Linked DNA regions of Homo sapiens: regions 1, 3, 4 and 5 are each linked to region 2. Evidence: chromatin contacts called from ENCODE Hi-C or POLR2A ChIA-PET data. All regions are on one chromosome and are shown on one strand. The core of a region is the stretch at or near the end of the contact, and the rest is flanking DNA. Distances in the headings are between cores, read along the strand shown. Region 1 overlaps C13orf46 (chromosome 13 open reading frame 46). Region 2 holds the start of GAS6-AS1 (GAS6 antisense RNA 1). Region 3 overlaps RASA3 (RAS p21 protein activator 3). Region 4 overlaps RASA3 (RAS p21 protein activator 3). Region 5 overlaps RASA3 (RAS p21 protein activator 3).

The links. A loop is a pair of places that touch in the nucleus more often than their neighbours do. ChIA-PET counts read pairs that join two places held with the same protein, here RNA polymerase II (POLR2A). Pooled maps may share reads with other maps.
Region 1: a loop to region 2 is called in a pooled map, with 2.9 times the contacts of the local background. The contact joins the enhancer-like site here to the promoter of GAS6-AS1 in region 2. A Hi-C loop is called at or near these places in 3 of 37 single-sample maps with no recorded cell type and 10 of 50 pooled maps.
Region 3: a map of CD8-positive, alpha-beta T cell shows a loop between it and region 2 (5-fold over the local background). The contact joins the enhancer-like site here to the promoter of GAS6-AS1 in region 2. A Hi-C loop is called at or near these places in 2 of 168 maps with a recorded cell type or tissue (CD8-positive, alpha-beta T cell and naive thymus-derived CD4-positive, alpha-beta T cell) and 5 of 50 pooled maps.
Region 4: a map of IMR-90 shows a loop between it and region 2 (3-fold over the local background). The contact joins the enhancer-like site here to the promoter of GAS6-AS1 in region 2. A Hi-C loop is called at or near these places in 4 of 168 maps with a recorded cell type or tissue (IMR-90, OCI-LY7, chondrocyte and 1 more), 3 of 37 single-sample maps with no recorded cell type and 6 of 50 pooled maps. POLR2A ChIA-PET finds 5 or more read pairs at or near these places in 1 of 52 experiments (Panc1).
Region 5: a map of astrocyte of the cerebellum shows a loop between it and region 2 (16-fold over the local background). The contact joins the enhancer-like site here to the promoter of GAS6-AS1 in region 2. A Hi-C loop is called at or near these places in 5 of 168 maps with a recorded cell type or tissue (CD8-positive, alpha-beta T cell, astrocyte of the cerebellum, naive thymus-derived CD4-positive, alpha-beta T cell and 1 more), 5 of 37 single-sample maps with no recorded cell type and 15 of 50 pooled maps. POLR2A ChIA-PET finds 5 or more read pairs at or near these places in 2 of 52 experiments (AG04450 and Panc1).

What each region holds. Positions count from the first base shown.
Region 1 is chr13:113,967,153-113,970,257 of GRCh38, reverse strand. C13orf46 (chromosome 13 open reading frame 46) reads left to right here. Exons shown (of 7, transcript NM_001365455.2): 2 at 36-87; 3 at 1,498-1,663; 4 at 1,744-1,791; 5 at 2,870-2,917. Among named protein-coding and RNA genes, the nearest start is that of C13orf46, 5.4 kb to the left of the region's middle. Within about 2 kb of position 1,402, at least 3 of the 41 ENCODE cell types and tissues checked have a DNase peak (open chromatin) inside an H3K27ac peak, as active enhancers do.
Region 2 is chr13:113,813,988-113,816,859 of GRCh38, reverse strand. It overlaps GAS6-AS1 (GAS6 antisense RNA 1), which reads right to left and starts at 1,250. Exons shown (of 5, transcript NR_044995.2): 1 at 1,169-1,250. It overlaps TMEM255B (transmembrane protein 255B), which reads right to left. Exons shown (of 9, transcript NM_182614.4): 9 at 1-2,872. RefSeq lists enhancers at 827-946, 1,007-1,246, 1,297-1,366.
Region 3 is chr13:113,997,179-114,000,245 of GRCh38, reverse strand. RASA3 (RAS p21 protein activator 3) reads left to right here. Exons shown (of 24, transcript NM_007368.4): 20 at 579-661. Among named protein-coding and RNA genes, the nearest start is that of C13orf46, 25 kb to the right of the region's middle. Within about 2 kb of position 1,310, at least 13 of the 41 ENCODE cell types and tissues checked have a DNase peak (open chromatin) inside an H3K27ac peak, as active enhancers do.
Region 4 is chr13:114,031,040-114,033,803 of GRCh38, reverse strand. All of the region lies in intron 4 of RASA3 (RAS p21 protein activator 3), which reads left to right. Among named protein-coding and RNA genes, the nearest start is that of C13orf46, 58 kb to the right of the region's middle. RefSeq lists an enhancer at 1,672-2,613. Within about 2 kb of position 1,500, at least 4 of the 41 ENCODE cell types and tissues checked have a DNase peak (open chromatin) inside an H3K27ac peak, as active enhancers do.
Region 5 is chr13:114,058,666-114,061,784 of GRCh38, reverse strand. All of the region lies in intron 2 of RASA3 (RAS p21 protein activator 3), which reads left to right. Among named protein-coding and RNA genes, the nearest start is that of RASA3-IT1, 50 kb to the left of the region's middle. Within about 2 kb of position 1,289, at least 4 of the 41 ENCODE cell types and tissues checked have a DNase peak (open chromatin) inside an H3K27ac peak, as active enhancers do.

The sequences.
Region 1 (3,105 bases), core at 153-2,652, 150 kb before region 2:
GTAATGGTGCTGACGGCTCTGTCCTTCCTCCCCAGAGTCCGAAGATCAAGGGAAAGACCCAAGCAGTAACGCGGAAGATGCCAGCTGGTAAGCAGCCTGTCCGACGCTGGCCTTTGTGAAGGTGGAGCTGGGAAAAGTGAGGTGGACACAGGAGAGGGTGGGGTGTGGGAGTGGTACCCGGGCATCAAGGTAGACACTTAGAAGGGGACAGAGGGAGCCCTGGGTCCTGCGAAGACCCCGCGCAGGGCCTGGATGGGAGGGCTGGGAAATCCTCCTTATTTTGAGAGGAATTCAGCGTGGGAACAGGACCCACCTGTAGCGGGGTGGTGTCCTCAGGACTCGGGCCCTGGCCTGAGGGTCACACAGCTGCATCCCTCTCAGTAGACACCCCATGGCCCTCTGGGGAAGGAGGCGTCGTCTCACTAGTGGACTGCTGGGCCCACCTTAGATGTAAACAACTCGAGTGCTCCTTTAGGGAGAGGGCGTGGGGCCCTGGACAGCACATCCCCACTTCGTACTGCCGAGTTCTTGCCTCCCTGCACCTCGCGTCCCGTTCTAACCCAGCTCTGGTTCTCCCACCCACTCACCCTCCTGCCATCAAAGAAGACTTAAAAGTCATTGAATTCCTCAAAAATTTGTCTCAGATCTAACAAAGTCGATTTACCAGCACCATGGCAAGGCACGGGCCAAGTCCCCCTTATTTACAAATGGCTCCCGTTGAGTGGAGACCAAGGAAGGTGTCCGGCCGCCGAAGCGGCCAAAGGTGCAATCAGTTGGTGAGAGTGAGTGTTCGTGTGTTAGACAGGATGTGTGCGGCGCCTGGAGCCTCCCACTCCGTAGAGCTCAGGGAAGCTGATGGCCTTGGTGAGGGCAGTTGAGCTGGGAAGACCACACACCTTTAGGGTGGCAAAGCTGAAAGCGTCTGCTCACGTTGGCCAAGTCAGTCAATACCCTCGGCCAAGTCAACGCCATTGCAGATGGTGGCGGAGCCCCTGTCATCCTCACTGCCTGTTGCATTCCTCTTGCCCCTGGCCACACACCATAGCAGACCACAGAAGGGGTCACGAGGTTGGTGCGAGTAACAGCAGGGCCAACCGTGGACCCTCCAGCCTACTGGCCAGCATGGCCCATTTGGTATCCACATGGAGTGTGGATCTGCGACAGGGTGGCTGCATCTTCTCATCAGATTTTGGTTCTTTGAGCAAGGTTAGACCCTGCTTTCCAAAATAAGCCCAGGTTGGCTGTAATCCCAGTCCAGACCCTGGCTGTACAGGGTAAGTTTTCCAGGCAAGATGGGCCAGCAGAGGGAGCCAGGAGGGCCAGGCTGTGGGGCCCTTCAGAGCCAGAACTCTGTGCTGGGTCAGGGCACCTCATAGGTGCCCACCAGACCCCAGGGGCACCAGCCTCAAGCCCAAGGAGACAGACCCAGAGGAGACCAGGAGCTGCCCGCAGCTATCTGCCGTCTCTTCCAAACCACTTTCCCTGCTCCTCCCGCAGTCAGAAAAACCTAGCACAAGACAAGAAGGAAAGCTTCAGCACCCTTGGGAAGCTGGGTCATGAGAGTGGAAAACAAGACCCAGAGAGGGAGAAGAGCGACTTGGAGGCCAGCATGCAGGAGGTGCAGGAAGGCGAGCACGCAGACGGAGGCTTGCAGGAGGCCAAGGTTGGGCCACGCTGAGGAGCGGTGCATTTTTTCCTCTTGCCTTGGAGCCCGGCCTTCACTTAACCTCTTTGGTCTTACAGGAACAGGAGGCAGAGTCCATAAAGCTAAATGACCTTCAGGAAGAAGAGGTAAGAGCTTTTCCCTTTAGTAATAGAAGTGAGAAGGGAGGCCTGTCCAGGCGGGAGTTCTGCCGGAGCCTGGACCTGCCCGGGACGGTGGCCTGGGGGTCAGCTCAGCAGGCGCCAGGCTGTGAAGCTGGACTGACTGGGCCCCTGCTACCCTAGAGAGGCTTGGGGCCAAGCTCTGAGACTCTTTACCCGATCCCAGGGCAGCCTGACCCCTGCTTGCCAAACGTGCAGTCACTAAAGGTGTATGAGGCCCTGAGAGGAGGTGCCCTCAGCTTGACCTTGGCCCAGAAAACACCCAGAGCCCCAGGCTTGATGTGTTGTCCAGGGACACGTCATGCTGTGGGGGTTCTCACGTGGCACCGTGTGAAGGAAAGTGGCTTTTGTTCTCCCTCCAAGCTGTGTGGTGGGGACGGTAACACAACCAGACACGCTGCTTGCCAGGCGGGCCTTGCTTTCATTCCAGGGCTCTTGGGAAGTCCTTCACCCACCCCCAGACACTGCCCTTGGAGTTGACTCAAATGCTCCCATCAGACACACGTTCTGGGCTGGCCCAGGTGCCCCGTTGGAGGCCTTGGGACAGCAAAACCCTGAGCCGCTGAAGCCGTTCACATCCCGGGGGGGGTCTCCTGCTCCTTGGTGTGGAGTGTGGCCCACAGGCAGGCTGTGGGGCAGGAGTGCTGCCTTGTCGAGCAGGGCTGGGGTGGGAGCAGCCCGGCTCCCCAAGATCTGGGCATTGCCCCATCTCCTGGAGGCCCGAGTTCTCAGAGGATGAGGTTGGAGGAGACCCTCTGGGGTCTCAGGGCCCTGATGGGAGGTGAGTAGGGAGGGGTGAGAAAGCCATATCCCTCCTACATCCTTCTCCTACATGGGCACCTCACAGTCCATACTGCCGTCAGCTCTGCCCAGCGTCCCAGGAGCCCTCGTTCAGCATTGCCAGGATCTGGGGACCTGATGGTCATCACCAGGGTCTGCCCCGGCTGCCCCAAGGGCCAGGGGCCACTGTTCCTCCCAGGGAATCAACGTTCCTCTCCAGCTCACCCAAGCCTGCCATCCACACCTCTGTGGTTTCCATTCGCAGAAAGCATCTGTGTTTGTGGAGATTGATCTGGGAGACCATGCTGAGGAGGTAAAAATGGAAAACCGCAAGACAAGCAGAGCCAAAGCCACCAGGAAAGCGCCTGTGCTGCCTGGCAGGGCCAGCCTGGGAGGCTTTTCTGGGAACTTACCCCACAATAGCCATGTGTTGGATAGGGAGGCAGAGACCTGGGGCCAGCAGCTCCAGGAGAGCTCCCTGGTGTTGAGGATTGGTCTAGC
Region 2 (2,872 bases), core at 1-2,500:
GGGTCAAGGACTCCACGAGGGGAGAGGGGGAGGGTCCGCTCCATGGTGCCCTTGTTTCAAGCACGTTTTCTGCTTACTGAATTCCATCAGTTAAAAGGTCTAGGAAACAGAAAAGGAAGTGGCGCGTGTCGCCGTCTGAGGATCTGCTGACGGGCCCCGGCCTCGTGGAATCCTCTTCTGCCTCTGTGGGTCTCCAGAGTTTCGGAGGCATCTCTGCTCCCACCGCGGGGTCTGGTGGCCACGGGGTCCCCAAGTCTGCAGGAGGAGCTGCTCTGTGTGGCGAGGGTGATGACCATGGCTCTTGTTCACTGAGCAGGGCCGGTGGCCAGCACTGTCCAAGTCACCAGTGCAGCCCCATAAGGCCATCTTCACAACATCCTTGGGGCCCGTTTCTCCCACTCCCGTTTCCATGGAGATGTGATTCACACAGCAATAGCCACGCCTCATGAGTGCAGAGCATGGGTCGGTGGTCAGTCCATCCACGGGGCCGTCCACCCATCACTGCCATCTGGCTCCCGGACACTCCTCTTCCCACAAGAACTCGTGTCCCTGACCAGTGACTGCACCTCTCCCCATCCAGAACACGCTTAGAACACACTTGCCTCCCCGAAAAGAACTCGTATCCCTGACCAGTGACTGCACCTCTCCCCATCCAGAACACGCTGCAAACACGCTTGCCTCCCCGAAAAGAACTCGTGTCCCTGACCAGTAACTGCACCTCTCCCCATCCAGAACACGCTGCAAACACGCTTGCCTCCCCGAAAAGAACCCGTGTCCCTGAGCAGTGACTGCATCTCTCCCCATACAGAACACGCTGCGAACACGCTTGCCTCCCCGAAAAGAACCCGTGTCCCTGAGCAGTGACTGCACCTCCTTTCCCAGTCGGCTTCTGTCTGTGGACACGCCTTCTCTGGACACTGCATATAAACAGAACACAGTCTTCATGTCTGGTGTCCTTCCCTGAGCACTGTGTGTTACAGCCTCAGCACCCGTTAGAGCTTCCTTCCTCTCCGTGGCCGGGTGACCCGCGTGTGGATGGGCCACGTCCTCTCCCTCTCTGTGGCTGGGTGAGACCCGCGTGTGGATGGACCACTGTAGTATTCTGTTTTCACACTGCTAATAAGGACATACCCGAGACTGGGAAAAAAAGAGGTTTAACGGGACTTACAATTGCACATGGTTGGGGAGGCCTCAGAATCACGGTGGGAGGCAAAAGGCACTTCTTACACGGCAGGAGCAAGAGAAAATGAGGAAGAAGCAAAAGCGGAAATCCTGATCAACCAGTCAGATCTCGTGAGACTTACTCACTATCACGAGAATAGCACGGGAAAGACCAGCCACCATGATTCAATTACCTCCCGCTGGGTCCCTCCCACAACGCGCAGGAATTCTGGGAAATACAATTCAAGTTGAGATTTGGGTGGGGACACAGCAAAACCATATCACCCATGTCCCTTCCTCTCTCCGTGGCCGGTGACCCCATGTGGACGGACCGTCACCCATGTCCCTTCCTCTCTCCGTGGCCGGTGACCCCACGTGGACGGACCGTCACCCATGTCCCTTCCTCTCTCCGTGGCCGGTGACCCCACGTGGACGGACCGTCACCCATGTCCCTTCCTCTCTTTGTGGCCGTTGGCCCCATGTGGACGGACTGTGTCCCTCCCCCACTCAGTAGTTGCCTCTGCTTGGGAGCTCTTGTGAGCAGTGCTGCTGTGTGAAATGTAGAAACTGAGGCAGGAGGAGACTCCCTGTAACCCAAGGTCCCAAGCTAATAAGGTGGGGCCAGTCTCAACGGACCCCTGCCCAGGGCAATGCTCTGACCCTGCCCTCCTCAGTCACAACCTGCAGCTACACTAGGCCCCCACCTCTGAGCTGCAGGAGAAGCCTGTCTCCTGTGCTGTCCCAGTGAGGCAGGGAGTGCAGGTGGGGCCACAGCACCCCAAACCCCCCAGCACCCCCTGCCCCGGGGCCACAGCACCCCCAAACCCCCCAGCACCCCCTGCCCCACCATCCCCTCCACCCCATCTCCCGCGGCCTCCAGGGTCTCACTGACCTCGGCTGTGCATGGGAACCAAGTGAGGGCGGGATTGGGAGCCCATCCCTGCAGAGGAGGCTGGGATCAGAAGGCCCCAGCGGAGCCCAGAGAGGGGGTTCATCAGACCGTGACTCAGGCTGGCAGAGCTTGGTGGCCCCAGACAGGATCCGTCCACATGAGACAGGTGCACCTCGAGAGCAGCCGCCGCCCACACTGCAGGCCAGGCATTGGCCGGAGCCCTGCGCCAGGTGGGAGCTGCCCTGGGACCTGGGGGACCCTCCAGCCACCACGAACCTTGAGTCAAATTGTTCACATTCTTTGTGGCTGGGATAAAGGATAAGGACATTTTTGTGGCAAGAACAAAACTGTTGACCTTGGAGTTGAATATTTTTGAACAGCTTTTGACTCTAGACAAGATTAAAAGTCGGGAAAGATCGATGTTGTGTTTGGGGGAAGCTGGTGAGTGCAGCCTCGGGGAAGCACTCTGATGCCCCCACACCGCACCCTGCGACCGAGGGCTGACATGAGGGGAAGGAGGGTTATTCCTGTGACTTTGCTGGCCAGAGCTCCAGGGGGCATAGACTCCCTGCCCAGACCTGCAGTTCAGCTTCTCTGCTGTTCGCACCCCTAGGACACCAAGAGGTGCTGGTGCCTGCACCAGGCAGCTTCGGGGGCACAGCCCGAGCTCCAGGGTGCCCAGGAACCGCCCACACAAGACCACGGCACCATCGGCGCCCATAGAGCCTTCCCTGAGGTAAAGTGAGAGCCCTGGGGACTCGGGAAATCCGTGGCACACTTTTCTTCCCCCACAGGCGCTCGTGAGTGCATCTCCCGGCG
Region 3 (3,067 bases), core at 61-2,560, 180 kb before region 2:
CATCCCCAAGGAGATGAACATGGGGCACCTCCTCCGGCCCAGGGCACCCCAGCAGAGACCCCCAGCTGGCAGAGACCCCCAGCAGAGACACCCCCAACAGAGACCCCCCCCAGCAGAGACCCTCCTGGCAGAGACCACCCCAACAGAGACCGCCCAGCAGAGACCCTCCTGGCAGAGACCCCCCCCCAGCAGAGAACCCCCCAGCAGAGACCCTCTAGCAGAGACCCTCCAGCAGAGACCCCCCGGTAGAGATCCCCTGACAGAGACCCCCCCAGCAGAGACCCCCCCCCAGCAGAGACCCCCCAGCAGAGACCCCCTGGCAGAGACCCCCCCCGGTAGAGACCCCCGGTAGAGACCCCTGGCAGAGACCCCCTGGCAGAGACCCCCCCAGCAGAGACCCCCGGTAGAGACCCCCTGGCAGAGACCCCCTGGCAGAGACCCCCCGGTAGAGACCCCCTGGCAGAGACCCCCCGGTAAAGACCCCCTGGGAGACCCCCCGGCAGAGACCCCTCAGCCCCACCCGGACCCCAGCCGGGACAGCGGGGCCCGCACCCACTGACAGTCCATCTCTGCTGCAGGGGACCAGCCTCTCTACAGCATTCCCATCGAGAACATCCTGGCAGTGGAGAAGCTGGAGGAGGAGTCTTTCAAAATGAAAAACGTGAGTGTGGGGCCCCCAAGCCTCTCTTTCGGGTTGAGGCCTGGCCAGGTTTTCTCTGCTCTCTTCCCGTACCTGGCCCTGGGCTCACCCTTCCCCACCCACTGCACTCCAGGCTTCTCAGAGTCTTCGTGTTACTCGGGTTGTTCACCAGGTGCTGGTGAGTTTGTGTCGGAATCTCGCATCAAAGCAGCCACACTCTCTGTGCCCGGGGTCACCGGGGTGGGGTGGAACCTGCCGGAAGGTGGGGCCTGAGCTGCTTCAGGTGGCGTCCCCCGCAGGGTCCCCAATGTCAAGGGGCCCTCTGTCAAAGACATCCCAGAAGCAGGCTTGGGACCGTCTGGAATTCCTTTTGGAAGCTTTTTTATTTTGATATAATTTTGAATTTATAGAAGTTGCACGAGTAGAACAAGTACTTTCCACACACCCTTGACCCAGACCCGTGTGTGGCCTCGTTCCCCGGTCACGCTTGACCCGGGCCCACGTGTGGCCTCGTTCCCCGGTCACGCTTGACCCGGACCCACATGTCGCCTCGTTCCCCAGTCACACTTGTTCCTTCTCCCTTCACGGTCCCGCCCGTGCTTTTCTGAATGTATCAACACTTCCAAGTGTGTTTCCCACCGTGCAGTCCCCAAAACCACAGCAGCCACCATCGCACGTCGCCGGCGCGACCACATTCGAGTTTGCCGCTGTCCAGTCCCGTTCTTCCGGCTGTGGTTCCTTCCCCTCTGGATCCAGTCTGCGCTGCATTCTGCTGCCCCCTCCGTCTGGCCCACTGGACACTCCCAGCCTTTCTTTGTGTGTGGTGGCCTTGGCATCTTTGAGGCGTGCAGGCCTTCGGTTTTCTGGACATCCCTCCCTGTGGGTTTGTCGGATGTGCCGACGTGGCAGGTTCTGATGATGCATTTCTGGCGGGAATCCCCTAGAGGTGTCCGTGGCGTCACCATTGTGTGGTGGCCTCCCAGAGTCGGCCGCTGGCCACGTTCTCCCTGGTGACTCAGTGCCCCTTCAGCCAGTGACCCCGCCGTCCGTGCCATCCTGAGGCTGACCCCGTACCCTGACACATGCTGGCTGGGACAAGCCTTCTGTGCCCCGACTGCAGCATGAGGGTCATAGAACAGTTGCAGGGAAGGCACAGTCCCTGGGCCTCGTGCCAAAGTTGACGCATGTTCCTTACCATTGGCAGAATTTTACTAGCATGTTATTCACAGGCAGTCCAGACAGATCCTGCAAAAGGCATAAGTTTGGAGAGTAATTTGAAGAGGAGGGCATGGGAAGAGGAGGGCTGGGAAGAGGAGGGCTGGGAAGAGAAGGGTTGGGAAGAGGGGGAGATGGGAAGAGGAGGGTGTGGGCTCAATGCCTGCTGACTGAGGGGGATGGCCGGAACCTGGCCCTGAGACCGTCCCTCGAAGGAAGCAGTGTGGACATGTCCTGGAAGCACCTCCAGCCCTTCACATAGATTCCCAATAATTCCCTAGTTTCAGCCGCCTGTTCCCAGCTGTTCATTCCCACTGACTTCCTCAGAGCCCGATTCCCCTGAGGCCACTGCCAGGCCAGGCTCTCACCAGCTGGGGAGACCTTTCTGAAGGCTGCTCCTGGTGGCAGGGCCGAGCCTGGGATGATGGCCAGGACGCCCTCCATGGGGGATCACAGCCATGCACGGGGGCGTCCAGTCCGAGACCTATACACATGTGCCGGGTGCAAGGCGGGAGGCTCCTGGCCTCTGTAAATAAGACCTCAGCTGTTCACCAGAAACCTGGAGCCCAAATCCTCCCCAGATGAGTGCAGAAGGCCCGTCCCCTAGAGAAGGCCACTGTCCCCCTGACTCCTGACTTAAGGGCAAGTCCCACATGAGAGCCCTCCCAACCTCCAGTCAGTCTCCTACTCAGAAAACCTGTCTTCTGTGTGCAACAGAGCCGGCTCCTTCTGGGAGCTTCTGACCTCCAATCCTAGGATATCTGTCCCCCCTGCCCCAGCACCCCCGTCCCTCTAATCCTAAGGCTTCTGTCACTCCTGCCCCGGGAGACCTGTCCCTCCAATCACAGGACCCCTGTCCCACCTGCCCCAGGACCTTTGTGCCTCCCATTTCTTCTGCCTTTGACACCCTTTGCCCCCACCCCCTGCTTAACTAACTTTGAGTCAACGCCGACTACAGCACCAGGACTGCTCACTTCCAGCTTCTGCTGACACCTGCCCTCGTTTAGTCTTTCTTGGTGGCTGCAGGTTCAGTAGAAACTCTATGCCAGGCTTTGTCTCCGGGACATAGGAGAGTGCTGGTGCTCAGTCATGTTTGTTGAATGAGTAATAAATGGTAAAGGTTGTTGCTGCCCCGAGACGCTTCAAGAGGAAGCAGCCCCCTAACCCCAGCTGGGAGGAGGAGGAAGAATCCTGGGCTGGTCAGTTGGGGAA
Region 4 (2,764 bases), core at 251-2,750, 220 kb before region 2:
CCCAACCTCCAGACCCCAGAGTCTCAGGACAGCAGCGGAGGCCCCACCTCCCACACCTGCCTGGGCAGCACAGACCCAGTTCCATTCCCCCTGTGAGCGCTGGGTCAAGTGTGGGGGTGCCGTGGGGCGTGGTGTCAGTGTGGGGGTGCCGTGGAACGTGGTGTCAAGTGTGGGGGTTCCGTGGGGCGTGGTGTCAAGTGTGGGGGTGCCGTGGAACGTGGTATGAAGTGTGGGGTGCCGTGGAACGTGGTGTCAGTGCGGGGGTGCCGTGGGGCGTGGTGTCAGTGTGGGGGTGCCGTGGGGCGTGGTGTCAGTGTGGGGGTGCCGTGGGGCGTGGTGTCAGTGTGGGGGTGCCGTGGGGCGTGGTGTCAGTGTGGGGGTGCCGTGGAACATGGTATGAAGTGTGGGGGTGCCATGGAACGTGGTGTCAAGTGTAGGGGTGCTGTGGGGTGTGGTGTCAGTGTGGGGGTGCCGTGGAACGTGGTATCAAGTGTGGGGGTGCCGTGGGGCGTGTTGTCAGTGTGGGGGTGCCATGGAACGTGGTGTCAAGTGTGGGGGTGCCGTGGAACGTGGTGTCAAGTGTGGGGGTGCTGTGGGGCGTGGTGTCAGTGTGGGGGTGCCGTGGGGCGTGGTGTCAGTGTGGGGGTGCCGTGGGGTGTGGTGTCAGTGCGGGGGTTCCGTGGAACGTGGTGTCAAGTGTGGGGGTGCTGTGGGGCATGGTATCAAGTGTGGGGGTGCTGTGGGGTGTGGTGTCAGTGTGGGGGTGCCGTGGAACGTGGTATCAAGTGTGGGGGTGCCGTGGAACATGGTATCAAGTGTGGGGGTGCTTTGGGGTGTGGTGTCAGTGTGGGGGTGCCGTGGAACGTGGTGTCAAGTGTGGGGGTGCTGTGGGGCATGGTATCAAGTGTGGGGGTGCTGTGGGGTGTGGTGTCAGTGTGGGGGTGCCGTGGAACGTGGTATCAAGTGTGGGGGTGCCGTGGGGCGTGGTGTCAGTGTGGGGGTGCCGTGGGGCGTGGTGTCAGTGTGGGGGTGCCGTGGGGCGTGGTGTCAGTGTGGGGGTGCCATGGAACGTGGTGTCAAGTGTAGGGGTGCCGTGGGACGTGTTGTCAGTGTGGGGGTGCCGTGGAACGTGGTGCCAAGTGTGGGGGTGCCGTGGGGCATAGTATCAAGTGTGGGGGTGCCGTGGGGCTGCACCGACGCGGTGTCAAGTGAGGGCTGAAGGGCTTTATGTTCCACTCCCTGACCAGGGGCTTCGGGGTGTGCACCCTGGCAGGGCAGGCTGCGCCCACGACCCAGGCACCCCGAGGGTTCACAGGCAAGGGTTTCAGAAGGTGGGGAGGCTGAGGTTGTGGCAAAGTCATAAATCAGTACATGGAGGCCGTATGTCAGTTTGACCTGAGAAGGCAGACATCACGACGTGTGGCCCATGGGTCGGATATAGAGCGTTTTTGATTTGTGATTGGTTAAGGAGGAGAAGCTTTGTCCAAACAATTGAGATCAGCAGAAAAGAATGTTGGCTCTGGCCCACAGGCATGACCCCTCCTGGCCCCTGAGGAAGAAATTCAGAATAGAGCCGGGTTCAGGGTTCGGGCCTGTGATCCCCCCTGCATTTGTGGTCTGTGTTGGTAGATCTGTTTGGTGAGGGTCTCGGTTTTTGAAAAACAATTTAGGGACATATGTTAAGATGCTATTTTTAACTTGTATAGGGAATAAATATCTCCTGACTAATTTTTTGGCTATTATTTTATTATTTATTTTGCTTGTTAGGTGATTTACCACTCAAGGCTGGCTAGGTGTCTGATATATTTTTGAAGGAACTCGAAGGTTTTTTAATCATTTAGGTGGGTGGGGCCTAAGCGAGGTCCCTGCTCCATCCGAGGTTCTGCACCAGGCCACGTGCTGCAGGGCTGCTGTCGGTTCTGCCGTCCACGTCTTAGCGCCAGGCATTCTGCCCGTCTGTCCCACCCTCCCACAGGCAGGGACAAGCCCTGGGGAACACGCCTTGGCCTTCCCGGAGCCTCAGGAGCTAGAGCTAAGGGCCGGGCCAGGCAGAGCCCCTGAAGCATGGATGAGTCTGTGTTTATCCCATCCATTCATTGCCATTCAGGCTGGAGCAAATACAGGGACAGCGGCACACACAGGTAGGCACACATAGCCGCACACACACACAGGTGGACACAGTCACACATACACACAGGCGGTGCACACACAGGCAGACATGCACACACAGTCGCATGTACAGACAGGCGGACAAACACACATACACAGGTGGACACACAGCCACGCGCACAGACAGGCAGACACAGTCGCGCACACACACAGAAGGACATGCACACAGCCACACACTACAGACAGGTAGACACACACAGAGTTGCATGCACATACAGGCAGATGCACACACAGCTGCTTGCACACAGACAGACATGCACACATAGTCGCACACACACACAGAAGGACACACACAGCCAAACACACAGACAGGCAGATGCACATACAGACAGGCAGACACCGACAGGCAGACACACACAGTTTCATGCAAACACAGGCAGACACACAGCCGTGTGCACACAGACGGACACGCACACACAATCGCACGCCCACACAGACACATAGCCACATGCACAGACAGGCAGACACACACAGCTGCATGCACACACAGGCGAACATGCACACAGGTGGACACATACAAGCAGATACACACAATCACATGCACACACAGGTAGACACACAGTCGCATGCACACAGGTGGACACAGCCACACACA
Region 5 (3,119 bases), core at 40-2,539, 240 kb before region 2:
CCACGCTTTGTAATGAGCAGTTCGCTTAAGGATCGTGTTAGACTCCATGGCTAGTATAGATTTCAAAGCTCGTATTTCTTTCTTTCTTTTTCTTTTTTTTTTTTTTTTGAGACAGAGTCTTGCTTTGTCGCCCAGGCTGGAGTGCAGTGGTGCGATCTCGGTTCACTGCAACCTCCGCCTCCCAGGTTCAAGTGATTCTCCTGCCTCAGCCTCCTGAGTAGCTGGGATTACAGGCGCCTGCCGCCATGCCCAGTAATTTTTTTTTTTTTTGTATTTTTAGTAGAGACGGCGTTTCACCATGTTGGCCAGGATGCTCTCAATCTCTTGACCTCATGATCCACCCACCTTGGCCTCCCAAAGGGCTCCTGTTTCATAACCCATCACCCTTAAAGAGCCGTTCTCTGAGGTGGGCCTGGGCGCCTGGGGTTTTTAGAAACCTTTTCAGGCAACCGTAGTTTGCGGTTCTAAGAGGAAAAACATCAAGAGACCTGAAGAACCCAAGCCCCACGCATCAAGGCAGCGTCCCCGGCCATGGCGGAGGGAGCCCCGCGCATCGAGGCAGCGTCCCCGGCCGTGGCGGGGGTGGAGAAGGGAGAACTGAGTTGGGTTTTGGTGTGGCTATTTCTGTGGTATTCCCTCGAAATATTTGCCACTGAAAAAATGAAAAAACTCTAAGTGCTTTTAAGTGAGTAATTTCTGTGCGAGGTCTCGGGAAGAAGAAATGTCTCTGTGTGCAGTGCCCAGGCTCCATCTGCCGGCTGTGGGGGCTCCGTCTGCCGGCTGTGGGGGGCTCCGTCTGCCGGCTGTGGGGGGCTCCATCTGCCGGCTGTGGGGGGCTCCGTCTGCCGGCTGTGGGGGCTCCGTCTGCCGGCTTTGGAGGCCCCGTCTCCCGGCTGTGGAGGTGGCAGAGCCTGGCTGGGGTCTTCCCGAGGGCCCAGCCTCCTGCTCTTCACAGGGAGCCTCAGGGAAGGTGAGGCCTCTGCCTCCCTTTCAAGCCACTGGACTTGAGCTGACCACTGATAACACTGCAGCTCCACCGCGGGCGAGCGCAGCGCTGGGGGACAGTCCTGGCCTGAGCTCCGGGCGTGCGCGGCTCCAGCTGCGTCCTGCCCGCCTCTCGCCTCACTGGAAGCAGAGCGGAACGGGGCGTGTCCGGTCCTGGCCCTTCGCGTCCCCGCAGGCCCGTCACCTCCTGCAGGAGCCCCTCTGGCTTCCCGGCAGTCTTGGCTCTGCCAGAACTGAATTCCTGTCGTCCCCATGAGGACAACCAGGATTTGCTCGGCACCGTGGCCTCTCGGGCTGACCGCTGCACCTTGCTTGCAGAAAGCCCCACCTGTGGAGGCTTGGGTGACCTTCCCTTCCTGGTCCACTGTGCCAGGTCTGGGCAGCTCCTGGCTGCTGACCTGAGACAGGTGATTCCTCCCTGCATGCCCACTGCCCCATCCGTGCATCCGTCCATCCAGTGTCTTGCACGGGCCTGCATATTCCCAGCTGCTGTGGTGAAATGTCTGCTCTGCACCACGTGACCTCGGCTGCACCCTGACCTCTGACCTCGGCTCCCAGCATGCTCCGGTCCTGCCGTGCCCTGCCCAGGCCACGTCAGCCTTCTCCTTGCTCCTACGTCTTTACCACACACAAGCCCTGCTGCCTCGAGGCCTTCGCACCTGGTGTCCCTCTGCCTAGACCCCTCCTGCGCTCTCCGCGCCGTCCATGGCCTCATTCATGCGTTCCCTTGTCCTCCTGCGGGTCTCCTCACCGTCCACAGCGCTGTTCAAGCGCTCACTCGTCCGTAAGCCTCCCTGTCCCCCGAGCGAGGCCACAGTGCTGCCCCCGCCAGCCTTGCCCGCGTTGGACATTCGTGGTTCTGTGTGCTCTTTGGCTGGCTCCATGGGGCCAGGACTTTGCTTCATTGGCTGCTATTCCCACAGTCTAGAACGGGGATGGGCAGCTGAAACAGTCATGGAGAGAGAGAGCGCTGTGGTTTCTGGGTCCAGTGAGCCACGCCTGGCGGGGGCCAAAGACATCGAAAGTGCTCCCCGTTGTTTGGTCCTGGTGTGTGGGAGGCCCTGCCATGTGCTTGTCTCACTGTGCAGGGCAGAGGAAGAAACCTCCAAGCCAGGCAGTGGTGTGTCCTGGGGAGGCCGCTTTGGGGGCAGAGCCACTGCCCTTCCCCAGCCGAGCGCCCTCTGTGCCCGCAGGCTGCACTGTGGAGAGGGCGGTGTCCTGAGGCTGAGAGATGAGGGAACTGGCCTCTGGCAAGGCAGCGTTGAAACGTGGACGTCCCCATCTTCAAAGTCGTGCTTCCCCCGGCAAGGCCCGTGTGGGCACCTGTGCCTCCTGGGTACCTGTGCCTCCTGGGTACCTGCGCCTCCTCGCATTGGCTTCAGCGACGTCTGTCACAGATTCTTACATTTAGACGTGCCATATAGTCTTCCTGGTGGAGACCAACGTCCCCTTGGCCTTGTGAAGCTTACCAGGGCCTGAATTAGGTTGGGGGGAGCAGCTGCACCTGGGGACTGTGCTGTGAAGATGCAGGAGGGCCTGACGGCGGCTCCTCCAGGCGGGACTGTGCTCTGAAGATGCAGGAGATGCAGGTGTTTGGTTTTTTGAGACAGGATCTCGCCCTGTCACTCAGGCAGGAGTGCAGTGCTGTGATCACAGCTCACTGCAGCCTGGAACCCCGGGCTCAAGCAATCCTCCGCTTCGCTGCAGACGTGCGCCACCAAACCCATCTAATTTTTAAATTTTCTGTTGAGTTGGGGTCTTGCTATGTTGCCCAGGTTGATCTCTAACTCCTGGGCTCAAGTGGCGCTTCTGGCATGGCCTCCCAAAGTGCTGGGATTACAGGCGTGAGCCACTGCATCTGGCCTGGATGCAGGTATTTAAAAGAGCTTAGGGAAGTTCTTCGAAAAAGGCTCTGGCCTTCAACTCCCACTTCTACTCCTGATTTTGGTTCTCATTGGGATATAAGTTTCAGAGCACTCCTGGGCTCAGGAGAAGAGCAGCTCCCCTGCGAGGGGCAGGGTCACCTGTGTCCACAGCAGCAGGACTTGGTCCCTGGGGACTGCGGGTCGGCATAGTCCAGGGTGCCCATGACCAGTCCTCCGAGGAGCAGGGCC